Linked DNA regions of Homo sapiens: region 2 is linked to region 1. A link is a contact called in ENCODE Hi-C or POLR2A ChIA-PET data. All regions are on one chromosome and are shown on one strand. Each heading gives the region's core, a stretch centred on a gene start or an enhancer-like site at or near the end of the contact. The rest is flanking DNA. Distances are from core to core; before and after follow the strand shown.

Region 1 (7,891 bases), core at 1,658-4,157:
GTACGCTTTTTAAAGAGTTTTATAAGCTGTTGGAAATCTATGCAATTATTTCAGACTATTTAAAATATGTGTTGTCTATCTTATGCTGTCTTCATTTACTTATCTAAATAGGAAAAAAGTATCAGAATGCTTTCTACATGAACAGGAAGACTAACCAACGTTGAATGGCAGCCAGTCTTATCTCCGTCCTTATCACCACCTTACCATGTCATCCTGGCGAAGATGCCATCACAGGAGTCAGGGTTGAAGTCCAGGTTTAAGGTGCATCTAGATGGGTTCCCAGGACGCCTGAAGTAGCCTCAAGAGGCCCAAAAGAAAAAGCTCCTCTGGCACAGTCTCCTAATGGTGACAAAGGAGTCCCTCTCATCTGCTTGGCAGCCTTACAATCAGAGCGTTCTTACATCTAACCTAATTATTTCCCACTGAAATTCAAACCTAATTCATTTATTTTTTATTCTCTATAAAAATGAAAAACATCACTGTGGCAAGTAACTTGCTCAATTTCTCACAGAAAATAAAGAAAAGGTAGCTGGAATCAGTACTGACTTTGATTCTCTTTCATTGCATAATCAAAAGTTCTTATTTTGCTAAGGGAAGAACTGCTTATCCGCCTCAAGAAAACTGTGAAACTGATTTGAAAATAACATTGCCTTTCTGAAATGTTCATGACTACTATATATCTTAGAATTTAGAAACAGAAACCCTTCATAGTACTTTTAAAGGTCTTTTTAGTAAAAATAATAACCATGGGTAACTTTTATCAAACACTTCTGTGTTAGCTACAGTACTAAAGGTTTGGCACGCATGCTGTTCTTTGATCTTTACAGTTCTATAAAGTAGGCGCTTCCCACATTTACAAATAAGGAAGTAGGCTTAGTTAAGTCATCATCCCAAAGACCTACAGCCAGTAATTGGAACCTGTCTCCCTAAGCTCAGAACCCTCAGCTATATGGTCTTTCATCAGACTTTTATTTTTTAAATGTGTAAGCTTCCCTTTTTAGAGTATGTTGTTCTAGAAAGCATCAAGCTCTTTATAAAAAATTGTATTTTTCTCATCTCTTTCATTATAAACCGTGTGGAAAAACAACCACCTCAAGGTTTCACAAAGCTAAAGAGAGTCACACTTAAGAATGTAGCAAAAAAAAAAAAAAAAATTTTTTTTTTTTTAGCTCGCTGAAACTTCTGCCTCCTGGGTTCAAGTAATTCTCCCTGCCTCAGCCTCCTGAGTAGTTGGGATTACAGGTGCCCACCACCACGCCCGGCTAATTTTTGTATTTTTTCGTACAGACAGGGTTTCACCATGTTGGCCAGGGTGGTCTTGAACGCCTGACCTCAGGTGATCCACCCGCCTCGGCCTCCCAAAGTGGTGGGATTACAGGCGTGAGCCACCAAGCCCAGCCTGCAAACATTTTTTTAAAACTAAGGGAAAAAATGTGTACTAAGACTTAGAAGCATGAATATAAGCATAGAGCTTTTGCACCAGAAACAGTCCATTTTGAGACTCTGTTCCTTTAAACTATTTAAACATTTATTATCACAGCTAAACCAACTATTTTATTTTCACAGCTCTATAATAAAAAGATGCTCCTTGACTTTCAATGGGGCTACATCCCAATAAACCAATCCTAATTTGAAAACATCACTAAGTCGAAAGTGCATTTAATAGTGGCAGCAGAGCAGACATTCCCCAACTTACAATTTTTCCACTTTATGATGGTCCGAAAATGAGGCACATTCAGTAGAAATCATAATGACCTCCTCGATGGTCTTATATCCCAATAAACCCAACCTAAAGTTGAAAATTCATAAGTCAGGGACTGTCTGTATTTTGACATCTATTTGGGCAGGCCCCTACTCTTTTTCCTTTTTTATCCTCCAAATTATTATACTTTTTCATATGAATTCTAGAAATCTACTTGGAAAGTTCAATTTAAATTACTGTTGAGATTTTGATTTGGTCCCTATCATCTTTTGAGAAGAGGAAAAGCATGATTTAAACTATCCAGCCTCAGCTGATTTCAGCTTCAGGGCTGACTTTAGCTACTTTGCCAAGGTATTTCTGTCAGCTAGGGGACAAGTATCCAAACTGAGAGTTAAGGTTTTTAAAGTACTTTTAAAAAATTGCATCCAAGCTTACATTGTTATTGATTATAGAAAACAAAATGAGATATTCAACAAACCTAGTAGATAGTATTTGCAAGACACTTAGGCTTTCAGGGTGACCAAATAAAGACAAACCTGGAAGAAGCCAACTAAGCTAACAGTTTCATCGGCTTTAGGTAAGGCTTTAGGTACTAGCACCTATCAATGTACCAAGCAATATGACAGTAGGAAGAGACCCAAATAGTAGGAGACATGATATGAGCATGCTAAGATCCTATAAAATTGTCGAAAAAAGAGTTAAGACTAACCCATATAAACAATTAGCATATAAACAATTAGCCTGGGTGGACCTTTCTGATACAAGCAGGGCTTTAGAACAGGGGAAGATCAGTGTGGGCTGCAGTGCCCAATAAAAACTAACAGATCAAATAGTTCAGCTCTAGCTTAACTAAATGCCTGGTGGTAATCAAAATTTAGTGACAGCTATTCAGAAGTCTGTGTGAAAAGAAATAGTGATTATGTCAAGTTGGTTTATAAATCAAGGCTGGGCTACACTTACAGCCTTCCAATAAAAGGGCAAAGATCCCATAAGCAAGCATCTCTTAATTGCAGCAGCTACTCTAGATCATATGCCTAAACTGTGGCCAGCACTAGATTAACCCAATGGGAAATCCCCATGCTTTGTGGCTTATAGGTTATTCAAAACCAGAATCTGATCCTACTCTCCTTATACATGACCTGAAAAGTCCCTCCTCCACTGGACTTGCATCCATAAAAACTCCACCCAGTTTCCTGACATCACGGAAATTTACTAGTCCACTTGGAAGACCTAGTATGTAAGCTCATCTATTTGTGGAAAGAGGCAATTCTTTCCAAAATTACTGAGTCAGAAATTTTTACCAGCTCTAGACTTTTTTTTTTAAGGGGAGAAAGTTTTATCTTTTTTTTAAATTTTACTTGAATAAACAGGATAAGCACTATATCCCCTTCCAAGGAGCAAAAAATACTGCTCAAATAGCTGGAAAAATTGGTCAGGAGGAACTGGAGTGGGAATTTGCTTTAAATTTTTAAAATTATATGCAAACTCCATGGTTATTTAATTTTTAAAGAATTATGAGATAAGATATCTCCATGATTTCTTTACTCATTTGTCATTCCAGAAAACATTACTCAGGGTAGACAGCTCTTCCTTCCTCAATTATGTCCTTTGAAATGAACAGAAAACTTACCTTTGAGTTGGTTTTAAGGCGGTTTCACTAAAATCAGGGAGTTAAAGACTATTTAACCCTTTGAGGTTCCTTCGAGTCCTCCTACTGCTGTGTGTGTGTGTGTGTGTGTGTGTGTGTGGTTCCTTCCAGTTCTCCTACTGCTGTGTGTGTGTGTGTTTTTTGAGATGGAGGTCTTGCTCTATTACCCAGGCTGGTCTCAAAGCCCTAGGCTCAAGAGATGCTACCACCTCAGCTTCCCAAAGTGCTTTATACTTTATACTTTTAAAAGTACGAGTAATTACTCGTACTTTAAATTAAATCGAGGAACAAAGCGGGGTGTGAAGTTTTCACACACATGCCTCAGGACTCTATTTCTAATGAGATGATACACTGTAAATCATGAAACACTAATTCACTTCATACTTTATAGCTTTGTATTAAGTGAAATTGGGATAATTTGGTGGGTTATACATATTTAGAAGTGAAGTAAATACTTCAAGAGTTGTGAAGATCAAACGAAAGAGGTAAAATGCTTTATAAAAGGCAAGACACTATTCAATGTAAGGTTATACATGCTTTAAAACAATAAATCGAAATCCAGGATAATGGTCATTTCTGGGAGAGAGGAAAGGGAAGGATTACCAAGGCATCTTCACTCTACCTGCAATGTTCTGTCACTTAAAGAAAATCTGAGGTAACAGGGAGAGACTTGGTAAAGATATGCAGTAGACACATGAATGTTCCTTGTATTTTTCTCCATAACTTTGTGTATGTTTGCAATAATTCATAATATAAACTTCAGTTACTAGTTTATACTGTAATTTTGATAAAATAGAAATGACAAAGATTCCAAGGAATTTTAAAGGTTTCTTATGGATAATTTTTTAAAACTATTTAACCTTATACATAAATACAGTATCTTGCTTTTTACTAACTAGTATCTACTCTCATTCATATAATCACCATTGCTTTTCTTCCTTGCACTTCCACCTTGCACAATTTAAATAACAAAGCACAACTCTCTCCAGGGCATGTGAACAAAGGGATTTCTAGGAGATGGGCTCGGTGGAAGTCGTGGTCCTGGGAACAGCTTCATAGAGAAGGAGAAAGCACAGGGACAGGCTGCCAGATTTCTGCAGTTGTGTCTTCAATGGGCTTCGTTATTTTGTTTCAATTATCATGACTTCCCAAAATACCAGAGAAACTCATATTTAGAAGTTTAAAAACCTATCCTATACATACTAAAATATTTCCAGATTAAATCATACAACATCAAGGATTTACTGCAAAATAATGCGAAGGGGAGTAGGTATGGGTATAGATGAATCAAGATTGGTCATGGTTTGAGAACTGTTTAAGTTGGTGATGTGCACACAGGGAGGTACAGTTTACTCTTTCATTTACTTTTGTGTATACTTAAATTTTTCCATAATGAAGTTTTTTTAAAAAAAATCTCAAAGCTAAAATAAATGACTTAAATATCATTCTATTAAGTCTTGTACACATTTCCATTTGTTAGGCCTATCCATGGCAAGGGGATCAGGGAGCCAGGCCAGGTTAGTCCTGAGGCACTGCTAGTCAGCTTGGTGCTCTTGTCTAAGTTACTCGGTCTCTTTGATTTTGAGTTTATGGATAAGATATCTATGTTCCCTTTAGCCATATCATGATTATTGGATTTATAAAACTGGCTTACAGATGTTGTATAATATAGTAAGAATTGCAAATGTTATAATGGTACACTGTGACCATATGGGAGTATCTTTCATCCCTCATTTATTTATTTATTTGAGAAACATTTAGGGAATGCATACTATGTGCCAGGCAGTGTCACATGTGGGTAGAATTCAAAGTTAAGTGACACAGAATCTCTGCCTTCAAGATGCACTCTAATCAGTCCGGGCGTGGTGGCTCATGCCTGTAATCCCAACAGTTTGGGAGGCCGAGGTGAGCGGATCACCTGAGGTCAGGGGTTCAGGGCCAGCCTGGCCAACATGGTGAAACCCATCTCTACTTAAAATACTAAAAAATTAGCCAGGCGTGGTGGCAGGTGCCTGTAATCCCAGCTACTTGGGAGGCAAGAGAATCACTTGAACTGGGGAAGCAGAGGTTGCAGTGAGCTGAGACCACACCATTGCACTCCAGCCTGGGCAACAAGAATGAAACTCCGTCTCAAAAAAAAAAAAAAAAAAGATGCAGTCTAATCATGGAAGACAGACATATAAACAAACGAACAATAACACAAAGTAAGTATGATAATGGGGTGATGGAGCTGAAAATACCAAAAGGCCTTAGTAGTGTGAGACAGCAAGGAATTGTAAATAATTTTGTATGAAGGGGCGAGAGAAAAAGTGGCAGGAGATGAGGGAGGACAGGAAAGTAGGAACCAGATTGAGAAGGACCATGAATGTGATGCCATGGAATTTGGATGGTACCTTGAAAAGTGGTAAGGAAGCCATTTAAAAGATTTTAAGTCTGAGTATGATGTGGTCCAATTTACAATTTAGATTGTTGGGGCAGGAAGGTGGATTTGGTGGTTGCTGGCAATGTTTGAGGAATGAAGGAAGAGGGGAGGAATGGAAGGGAGGTTTACTGTAATTATTAGATAACTAAAATGGTCTAGCAGGATATGACTGAACTGGGGCAGGGTTAGCGGAGATTACTGAGATACTGTTAGAATGCCTTCTTGGGTTTGGAAGTAGAGAAAAGAAAACATAGTGAGTTATATATGTAATCATTAATGTACAATAAAGGTAACAAGTTCCTTCTTCAAAGTATAAAAGAGACGAGTTTGGAAATGCAAGTTATTTCTCCCTCTGTCTTTCAAGATAACATAAAAACTGCAGCATTGAACAATAGTATGTATTCATCATGAACGGCTTATGTGCTTCAAGCATAGCACCTATAGGTACTGAATAAATGTGGGTTATATGTGAACATGATATATTATTAAACACATGAAATGGACTGGACCTGTTTTCTCTGGTCACTGCCACACAGTACAGATGGTAACTCCCTGCTGGCCAGATTAGTAGTGACGTGATAAAATGCACAAACAAAAAGAATTCTTTTTCAGGTGATTTTTACACCATTCTGTAATCTTTCCCCCCAGATTTGAAAACCATATCAGCAATGATCCTCACCATCATTTCTCAAAATAATGGAGAGGATAGTTAAGTTCTGGTTACTTAAGATTTAGACTACTCCTGACACGTAGACTCCAACAGGACACCCTTTTTTCTTACAAATTACATAGTGTCTTTTATCTGAGCTCCAAAAAGGGCAATTTTTTTTTTTTTTTGACAGAGTCTTGCTCTGTTGCCAGGCTGGAGTGCAGTGGCGCGCTCTTGGCCTCCTGGGTTAAACTGATTCTCCTGCCTCAGCTTCCCGAGTAACTGGGATTACCGGTGTGCACCACTACGCCCAGCTAATTTTTGTATTTTTAGTAGAGATGGGGTTTCACCATGTTGGCCAGGATGGTCTCAATCTCTTGACCTTGTGATCCGCCCACCTCAGCCTCCCAAGGTGCTGGGATTACAGGCGTGAACCACCGCACCCGGCCCAAAAAGGGCATTTCTAAAAGAAGTATCAGAGAGAAGCAATCAGTCAGTCCTCAGTGCCACAAACCACACGTACTTATGTTTCAATTTCTACAAAACAACAGCAATATTGTTTCCTCAAAACATATTATCTTCATTTGAATAAAGATAAAAAGTAAGGCACAGAAAGGTAGATTATCTAGACAATGTCCTGCTGTTAATGACTATTATTCTGAAATTAGAAAATTCTGCCTATCTTTTAACCATTACCTCCTTATACTTCCCAGATTTTCTCAGCAGTGAGGCTATAGTACCAAACGTCAAAACCTAGAAATCTGATCATTCTATTCCATACCCAGAACTTTATTAAATGCTAACACTCTGTTATTGACAATAATAAAAATAAATAATTCATAATTAACTATACATTAATTATGTGGTAGGTAATATGCTTAATACTTTATATACATTATCTCATTTGGTTTTGATCCTCACATTAGCCCTAACGAGTGGTAAATAATGTTACTGCCATTTTGCAACAGAAAAAATGGGCTCAGAGATGTGTATGTTATAAATGTTATAAAACCAAAACAAGCCTGTCAACACTCATTAGCCTAGGACTCTTCCACTATTCAGTACTGCTCTCCCAAGCCATGCGTAGGTGGGCAGGTGTTTGGCAAGCCTTGTCTAGGGTCACACATATAGAAACGGAGGCACCATTCGGCTCCCAGTCCAGGACCCCTCCCATTCTGCCTCCAATACTCCCATTCTTCTCCATAAAATAAATCATAGCCACTTACAGGGATCAATAAAGTAGAAAATCTCCGCCCTTGTTTAAAAGAAAAAAGATAAACATACAAAATAAGGAAGAAAAAAATATCAAACACAAACTGGCTTTGTCAACATAGCATAAAGGTCATGAGGATCTTAAAAAAAAAAAAGAAAAAAATCAGTAAGTATTTCTGACACAATCAAGGCCCCAAAGGAACTAGTTTAGAAAATAATGCATTTCAGCTTTTTAATCTGAGTCCATTTTTGTTTTTC
Region 2 (7,891 bases), core at 2,174-4,673, 98 kb after region 1:
GTTTGTAGTAAGCCATCTCTGATTGTTTTTATTCACAATACTTCTGACACCAAACATGGGGTTTTCACTCACATCAATCCATTCTCTAACTCTTCGAACACCAACTAAGTGTTCTACAATTCAATTCAATTCTGACACCATCTACCCAGAGTGAGTGCAGACCCCACAGGTTAAGGGCTTGGTCCCACAAGACTGTTCCCACTTCAGACACCAATTGCCAGTTTGGGCCATTCATACTCCTGAGCAACTGGTTATAAAGTAGGGGGATTCCTACAACCCTCTCCTCAGGTTCACAGACCTCAAGACAGTGCTTTACTTACTATTCCCAGTTTCTTACAAAGGATACAATTCAGGAATAGCCAAATGGAAGAGATGCACAGGGCAATGTATGGTGGGGTGGGTGGGGATGGGGGAGGAGTTTCTAAGCCCTCCTTGGGTCCCCACCCTCCTCCCAGCACTTGGATGTGTTCACCAACCCAGAAGCTCTCCAAACCCCATTGTTTAGGGACTTTTTGTTTTGTTTTTGTTTTGAGATGGAGTCTTGCTCTGTTGCCCAGGCTGGAGTGCAGTGGCTCACTCTCAGCTCACTGCAACCTCCGCCTCCTGGGTTCAAGCGATTCTCTTGCCTCAACCTTCCGAGTAGCTGGGGGTACAGGTGTGCGCCACTACACCCAGCTAATTTTTGTATTTTTAGTAGAGACGGGATTTCACCATGTTGGTTGGCCAGAATGGTCTCGATCTCTTGATCTCGTGATCCACCTGCCTCGGCCTCTCAAAGTGCTGGGATTACAGGCGTGAGCCACCGTGCCCAGCCTGTTTAGGTTTTTTAATGGAGACTTCATTACACAGGCATCATTGATTAAATCATTGGTGATTAGTGAATGAACTCAAACTCCAGCCCCCTTCCCCTCACTGGAGGTTGAGGGGAGTGGGAAGGCTGAAAACTCCAGCCCTCTTATCACATGATTGGCTCCCCTGGCAACCAGCCCCTATCTTGAAGCTATCTAGGGGTCCACCAGGAACCACCTTATTAGCATAAATTTAGGTATGATTGAAAGGAACTTGTAATGAGTAACAAAAGATGCTTTTATCACCCCTATTGCTCAGGAAATTCCGGGAATTTTGGAAGCTATGTCAATAACTGGGAACTGGCGGGGCATGGTGGCTCATGCCTGTAATCCTAGCACTTTGGGAAGCCAAGGTGGGTGGACCAGAATTTCAAGACCGGCCTGGGCAACATGGCAAAACCCATCTCTATAAAAAAATTGTAAAAATTAGCCAGACATGGTGGTCCATGCCTGTGGTCCCTGCTACTCAGGAGGCTGAGTTGGGAGGATCACCTGAGCCTGGGGAAGTTTAAGCTGCAGTGAGCTGTAATGGCACCACTGCATTCCAGCCTGGAGGGTACCTGTCTCCAAACAAAAAATAAACAAACAAACAAACAAACAAAAAGAACTGGAACAAAGACCAAATACATATTTCTTTTTACCACACCATCTTTCTGAGTTTTCCTTTAATAGCCCATGAACATAAACTCCCCACCCTCATAACTGTTTCTTTCTTCAGGGAGAGATACAAAACTTATTTCTTGGGTGAAGATCTCCACTTTAAGCTGCAGATTCACATTACTGTGCCCTTGGCAATATTAACTCATTCATTCATTCAGACAGTCAGTAAATTTTTTTTGAGGCATTGTTTTAGGTACCGTTCTGAGTGCTTCAGGTTTAGCCATGAATCAAAAAGACAAAATCTGTTCTCATGGAGCGTAAATTTAGTGGGGGTAATCCAGTCAGTGAAAAAATGAGTAAACAAAATAATTTCAGGTACTGCTATGAAGAAAATATAACTCAGTGATGTGCTAGAGATTGTCTGGGAGACTACTTTAGATTCCATGCCAAGGGAAGGCTCTCTGGCAGGGGGTCTACAAAGGTAAGCCACCCTTCCCCATCCCATCCTGGTCTGACAAGGAGGGGTTGAGAAAAACAAGCAGAACTTCTCTGTGTAATATGCAAAAAGCATTTTTCAATGCTTGTGGGGATGGGAAATAATCTTAGGGAGATTCTTTTCCTGTGAACTGATTTCTTTTCCTTAGAATGAATCACTATAGTTCAAAATTCCAGAAAAATTATAATCTTACGAGATCTTATAAGAACCCATCTCCAGCTCTTCTTAAATTTTGAATTTTCCTTCAGACATTGTTTCTGTTGTGTAATGCTTCTATCTTATTTCCTTTTTTGCCTTCTCCTCTGATATCCCATTAGAAATAGAGTCATTTACTATTAAGTCTGGTCAACCACATGCATTTTGAAATATTTACTTCCCAATAAAAGTTAGATGAGTAATTTACATCTAAAAAGAGCTTCTACCACTGAATATCTCGGTCATCACTTGTAAACATAACTTATATGACTTTGTTCACTTTTTTTTTTTTTTTGAGACAGGGTCTCGCTCTGTCTCTCATGCTGGAATGCAGTGGTGAGATCTCAGCTCACTGCAACCTCTGCCTCCCAGGTTCAAGTGATTCTCCTGCCTCAGCCTCCCGAATAGCTGGGATTATAAGCATGTGCCACCACGCCCGGCTAATTTTTTTTTTTTGTATTTTTAGTAGAGACAGGGTTTCACCATATTGGCCAGGCTGGTTTCGAACTCCTGATCTCGAGTGCTCTGCCCACGTCGGCCTCCCAAAATGTTGGGTTATGGGTGTGGGCCACTGCACCCAGCCAGTTCACTTTTCTTTTGCATTAATGGGCACCATGATATTTTGAAGAGGGCACAGAGTGGTGAAAGACCACGGGCTTTGGGGTCAGGTCTAGCTTTGAGTCCCTACTCTTCCATTTGCTGACTGAGTGAATGTAATCAAGTTACTTAATCTTTTCTGGATGGAAATCGTAGCTACATTTTAGGGTTATAGAATCAAAGATACTCAATGAAAATTGTCTGGCAAACACTAGGCACTTAATTCACAGAAGTTATTACTATTATTCTAGTCATGTTCAGTAATTGATATAAGCTCTTGGATTCTATATATGGTTTTTCTGACATTTCCACTTTTGCCTTTTAAAATCTGCTATGAATGTACTTGTAAATATAAACCTTGTGTCTTCCAAATGCAAAGGGGAAAAAAACCAATTAAGATTACATTGAATAGAAGTAAGTGTGCTGGAATTAGAGCTATGTGATATTAAACAGATTAATTTCCATGGGCTGTTGATGCAGTCATAAGCCTAAAATAATTTGGCAGAGCTAAACCAGACTAGCAAAAACAGACTTCTGAACTGGCACATAGCACAAAAGGTAGTTCTCCTTATGCCCAAATATAGATGTTGACTCATGCAGGCTGGGTTAAACATCTGAGGAACAAAGTGGTATCACCCAAGGAGGCAGGATGACATCATTCTGCAAATGTTTCTCGTCTGTCTGGTTTTGGGGATTAGACCTTTTTAGCTCCTATTTCTCATAATTTCCATTGGTTGCTCTTAAATACTACCCTCCTTGAGAGATGCAACATCAGCTCCTGCCTATCTTTAAATTTCCTGTGCATTGCAAGTATTATTTTTCCTTGTCTGACATGGTATTTGGTTTCTACCTTACTAATTCTATTGAAAGTGGTCTCAAAGGAGCCACTAAAAATGGTCTAGTTGCTCAACCAAATAGCTTTCTTTTTCGTTTTCCTCTAGATCTGTGTACGGTGTTTGACACTGCTGATCGATTCCTTTTCCTTATCACTCTTTTTCTTTGCTTTCTTATGCTTGTCTCAGGATTCCTTTTTTCAAAAGGCAGTTCTTAGGAGCCTCCTTCATAAATTTCTCTTCCACAACCCGCCACGAGATGTTCTCCAGAGTTACAATTCAAGACCTTTTCCTTGTTCACACACTCTCCCTGCCAGCACATTGCCCTGTGTCCCCACTCTTATGCACCTTCCCCCAAACTCAACCTGTTCAGGTCCCTGAACCTGCCCCAACTAAGAACCTTCAATTTTCTCCATTATTTTCACAATAAAGCCCAGGCAATCTTAGAAGACCGTTAAATGCTTTATAACTGGGTCTTAGCAAATCTTTAGAGCTTCATCCTAACCACTGATGTTCTCTGCTCCTGCTCATGCTGTTTATTTATCTCTCTCCTTTCTGCTTTCCACAAAAATCTTGGAAATCCTCCAAGATCCAATTCAAATGTCACTTCTGCAAAATTTCCCTTAGCACCTTCCTCCCTGCTCCCCTGATGGAATTGGTGCCTTCATCACAGTTCCTATATGATTTTTTTGTTTGTTTGTTTACTAGTGTAGCATTTCCCACATTTTATTACTATCTGGTCTGGACTTATTTGTTTGTTCCCTTAAATGGTGATTTCTTGAGAGAAGTGACATTAACGTCTTTGTCTTATTATTATTCATACTACTCATCACAGTACCTTGTAGATAACTGTGTTCTCAAGAAACTTTTCTTGATTTGAATTTAACTTATTTTTCAAAGATCAGTCTTCTAATCAGGTGCAGTTGCATTGCTACTTAAAAGGAGAGTGAAAGAGAGAGAGAATCTTTGTCATCAGCTCATTGTATCTTAACTGTATTTAGGCTTTCATACCAAAGCTCTTTTCTACTCTCCATACATAATTAAACTGTGGGCAAAAGAAAGGTGTTCCATGCTATGTACAACCAACTCCCTGGTCAGCTAAATTCTAGTGCAGAATCATCGGAAAGAATCGGAATGTCTAACTTACTATATGGGAATAAAGAGTCTACTTAATTAAGTTGGATAAGCTCTTCCACGACATCAGTATATCATTTAGTACATTTCTTCTCCTAGGAGATTAAATAGGGCCTGGATATATGTTATAATAAATGCACACAAGCTCTAATTTTGTTCAGCCAAATAAATGGTTACTTAAAACTAAGCCTGGATAGACTCAATTGTATCATGTAACTAAGCCAGACAGAAAAAAAGCCTTATTCTAGTGGTTGTGAAGTGCACTGTTTTTCTACTTTCAGCCACTCTATTTAGCCAAGATCTACTTCACTAATGATCTTTACTTCACCAATGAACAAAAAGAAGGTTGGAGGTTTTATAAAAGAAGAAATGTTACTTATTGGTTTTTCTGTTTGTTTGTTTTCTGAGACAGGGTCTGAGATAGGAATATTTAGTGCGTTTTTTAAAACTCAGGAGATCATAAAGGCAACAGAAAAAAAAATCTGTTGTGAATGATGAAATCTCTACTGCTTAATAAGCCTGCATACAATTTATAATATATATTTCTATTAAAATAATTGATAGCATACATTGAGCAATAGCATGTATATGTTAAGCACTGGCTCAATACCTTATATGGATTATCTCATTTCCCCACAATAATCCCATGAGGTTGGAACTATTATTATCCCCATTTTATAGATGAGGCAACTGAAGGTCAAGTAACTCCCTAGTGTCACAGAGCTACTAAGCTGTAAACTATGAGTCAAAGTCTGACAATCCATAAGCAATGTGGCTAAGGAAATGTGGCCAGGCAGGTCTTACTCTTTGCTTGTGCATTTTTTTCCAGCCCAGTCTTAAGATTCTTAAATCCTTAAGGACTGATGCTTTGTCAGTTATATCTACAGAAGACTTTTATCTCTTTTTGAAATATAAAAAGAAAAGGGAAAGGGAGAAATGCAAAGCAAGTCAAATTATATGAATGCACAGTTTTCTGCTCAAACTTTGGTTGATAGCTACATGTGGTTAAGTGGAAGCTGTGCTCAAAGTTCTGTAGGTCTTTCACAGAGGGTCTGGCTGCGTCTTAGCAGAAATAAGTCTCCTTTTTCTGGTTCTTCCCTCTGCCTTCCCAGAGGAGCTCTATAACATGGAGCCCAGGGGGCTTGAGTACAGAATTATCAAGCACTGCCATGTAATTATTGTATTTACACAGACATTTCTTTTGTAAGCTGACATTTCTCCTTCTCTTTTTTCCAGTGTCTACCAGAAAAATTCCTCCATATTGTTTTTGAAGAGAATGAGCCAAAACATTAATGACTTATTAACCTATCCTCTTTTTAGCAGAAGTCTTGAAAACAGTACTGAGCCTATTTCCAAGATAGGCTACTTGCAAATATTTCTTTACAGCTGCCAGTTATTATTATTGTGGCATGATCAGTCTGCTCCTGAGAAAGGTGGCTTCCTACATTGTGTCTCCAAGAATAAATGTTACTAACATTAACAATAATCCATCTGAGGGTGTGGGAAAACAGATATCATATATTGCTTGTAGGAGTATCAATCAATTGGTAAAATTTTTCATAGACAGCAATTTAGCAATAGCTATTGACATTACAAATGTACTTATGATCATACTGATGATTCATAAGTGATTCACTGTAGCATTATTTTGTAACAGGAAAAGATTGCAGTCTAAATATCCATTCATAAGGTACCTAAATGCAGACCTAAAAAAGATTGAGAAAGCTCTATGGGTAATACAGAATGACATCTAAACTCTGTGTGGGGGGGGTGTGTGTGGGTGGATGTGTGTGGCTGTTTATATACAGTACTGTGCTGGTAAATATGCAACAACCAGCCCCACAAGTGTAGATTCATAAATGCTGGTAGACAAAAAAGATGAAAATGAAAAAGACATATTTTGGAGCTTCACTGGTACATCAATGACATGCATGATCTCTTTGCTGAATCAGATATTAATTTCAAATACTGGAAGGATAACTCCTCAACTTTTTGTTCAGTTATTCACAATGATAAACTTTGAAGTTTAATTTGTATTATTAACATTTTTATCATCATTTTCTTAAGTCTAGATAATCAACAAAAAATCAATAGATAATCAACAAAACAAAAAATAGATTATCAACAAAACAAAAAATTAAGTCCTGATTTGTATCATTTGCTGAATTCTGTGGTGAAAATACTCCCAAAATAGCCAGTTTCAAGATATCAACATGTCATCATGGAATACAGAGTTGGGAAGAGACACGCATATCTCTATGTGCATCGTTATATAGTATTTCTACCATACGGATACAGCAGATGCAAATAATCTCAAGAGCACAGATAATAGTGAAATGTAGTAAAATGATTTGGAAGTGATTAATTTTTAGTAGTTATTAGCTTTTTATAACTTATTTAACTTATTAAAGTAATAAAGTAAGTTATTTTTAAACAATGGCTGTGTTTAATAACCAACTCACAAAATTCCTATAAATTAAACAATTGGCTCTCCTGAGTTGGTGTGAGCCAGAGCCAGCATACCACTGTGTGTATAATTAATTTAAATTCAAATTAACAAATTCAATGCATTTATGTATTCAAGAAACAAATATTCATTTAGTATCTACAACGCAGAATGGTTGCTGCCCTCTTGGAACAGGGTCCCAGCAGAAAACAGAAAGCATTCTGTATGCTTTCTGTTTCCTTAAGAAACAGAAGGAAAATTCAATGAAGGGACTATTTACAAAGGTGTAAACAAGTTTAAGGAAATACAAAGAGATGCTGACACGTCTGTGAATATATGAGAAGATATTCAGATATTAAATTGTATACTTTAAGTGGGTAAGTTGTATGACATGTGAATTATATCTCCATCAAGCTGTTTTAATAAGAGAGAAAGAGAGGGTGATTCCCCCAGGGATGAACTAGCAATGGCAGGGAGTCATTAACATTCATATGGCTTATGGGGCAAGAAAAGGAACAGTGTTATCAGAGATCTGTGAGAGATGAAGACCCAGAGGAAGGGCTACCCAGCAAGAGCTGTGTTTAAAGAGAGACTTAATCACTGCCCCAACTGTAGCTCTAAAGCAGAGGGAGTTGGAGGGGTAGCCCAAACAGTCTCCTCTCCTGCTCTTCAATCTCCTATTGATGTCTCCCATTGGCCAAACTCAACTATAAGTGAGAGGGCAAGGGAACTTGAGAGATGC

What was found. Hi-C counts contacts between places; a loop is a spot of excess contacts on that map. ChIA-PET counts read pairs that join two places held with the same protein, here RNA polymerase II (POLR2A). Pooled maps may share reads with other maps.
Region 2: a loop to region 1 is called in a map of posterior vena cava, with 2.1 times the contacts of the local background. The contact joins two enhancer-like sites. A Hi-C loop is called at or near these places in 2 of 168 maps with a recorded cell type or tissue (aorta and posterior vena cava), 1 of 37 single-sample maps with no recorded cell type and 6 of 50 pooled maps. POLR2A ChIA-PET finds 5 or more read pairs at or near these places in 5 of 52 experiments (AG04449, GM12878, MCF 10A and 2 more).

What each region holds. Positions count from the first base shown.
Region 1 is chr12:27,272,952-27,280,842 of GRCh38, reverse strand. All of the region lies in intron 1 of STK38L (serine/threonine kinase 38 like), which reads right to left. It overlaps LOC124902905 (a long non-coding RNA gene), which reads left to right. Exons shown (of 3, transcript XR_007063254.1): 3 at 112-195. Among named protein-coding and RNA genes, the nearest start is that of STK38L, 33 kb to the right of the region's middle. RefSeq lists a silencer at 771-971 and an enhancer at 2,689-2,738. Within about 2 kb of position 2,907, at least 7 of the 41 ENCODE cell types and tissues checked have a DNase peak (open chromatin) inside an H3K27ac peak, as active enhancers do; they include GM12878, where a contact is called at or near this core.
Region 2 is chr12:27,175,468-27,183,358 of GRCh38, reverse strand. It overlaps the pseudogene LOC124902904. Among named protein-coding and RNA genes, the nearest start is that of STK38L, 65 kb to the left of the region's middle. RefSeq lists an enhancer at 4,342-4,391. Within about 2 kb of position 3,423, at least 10 of the 41 ENCODE cell types and tissues checked have a DNase peak (open chromatin) inside an H3K27ac peak, as active enhancers do; they include GM12878, where a contact is called at or near this core.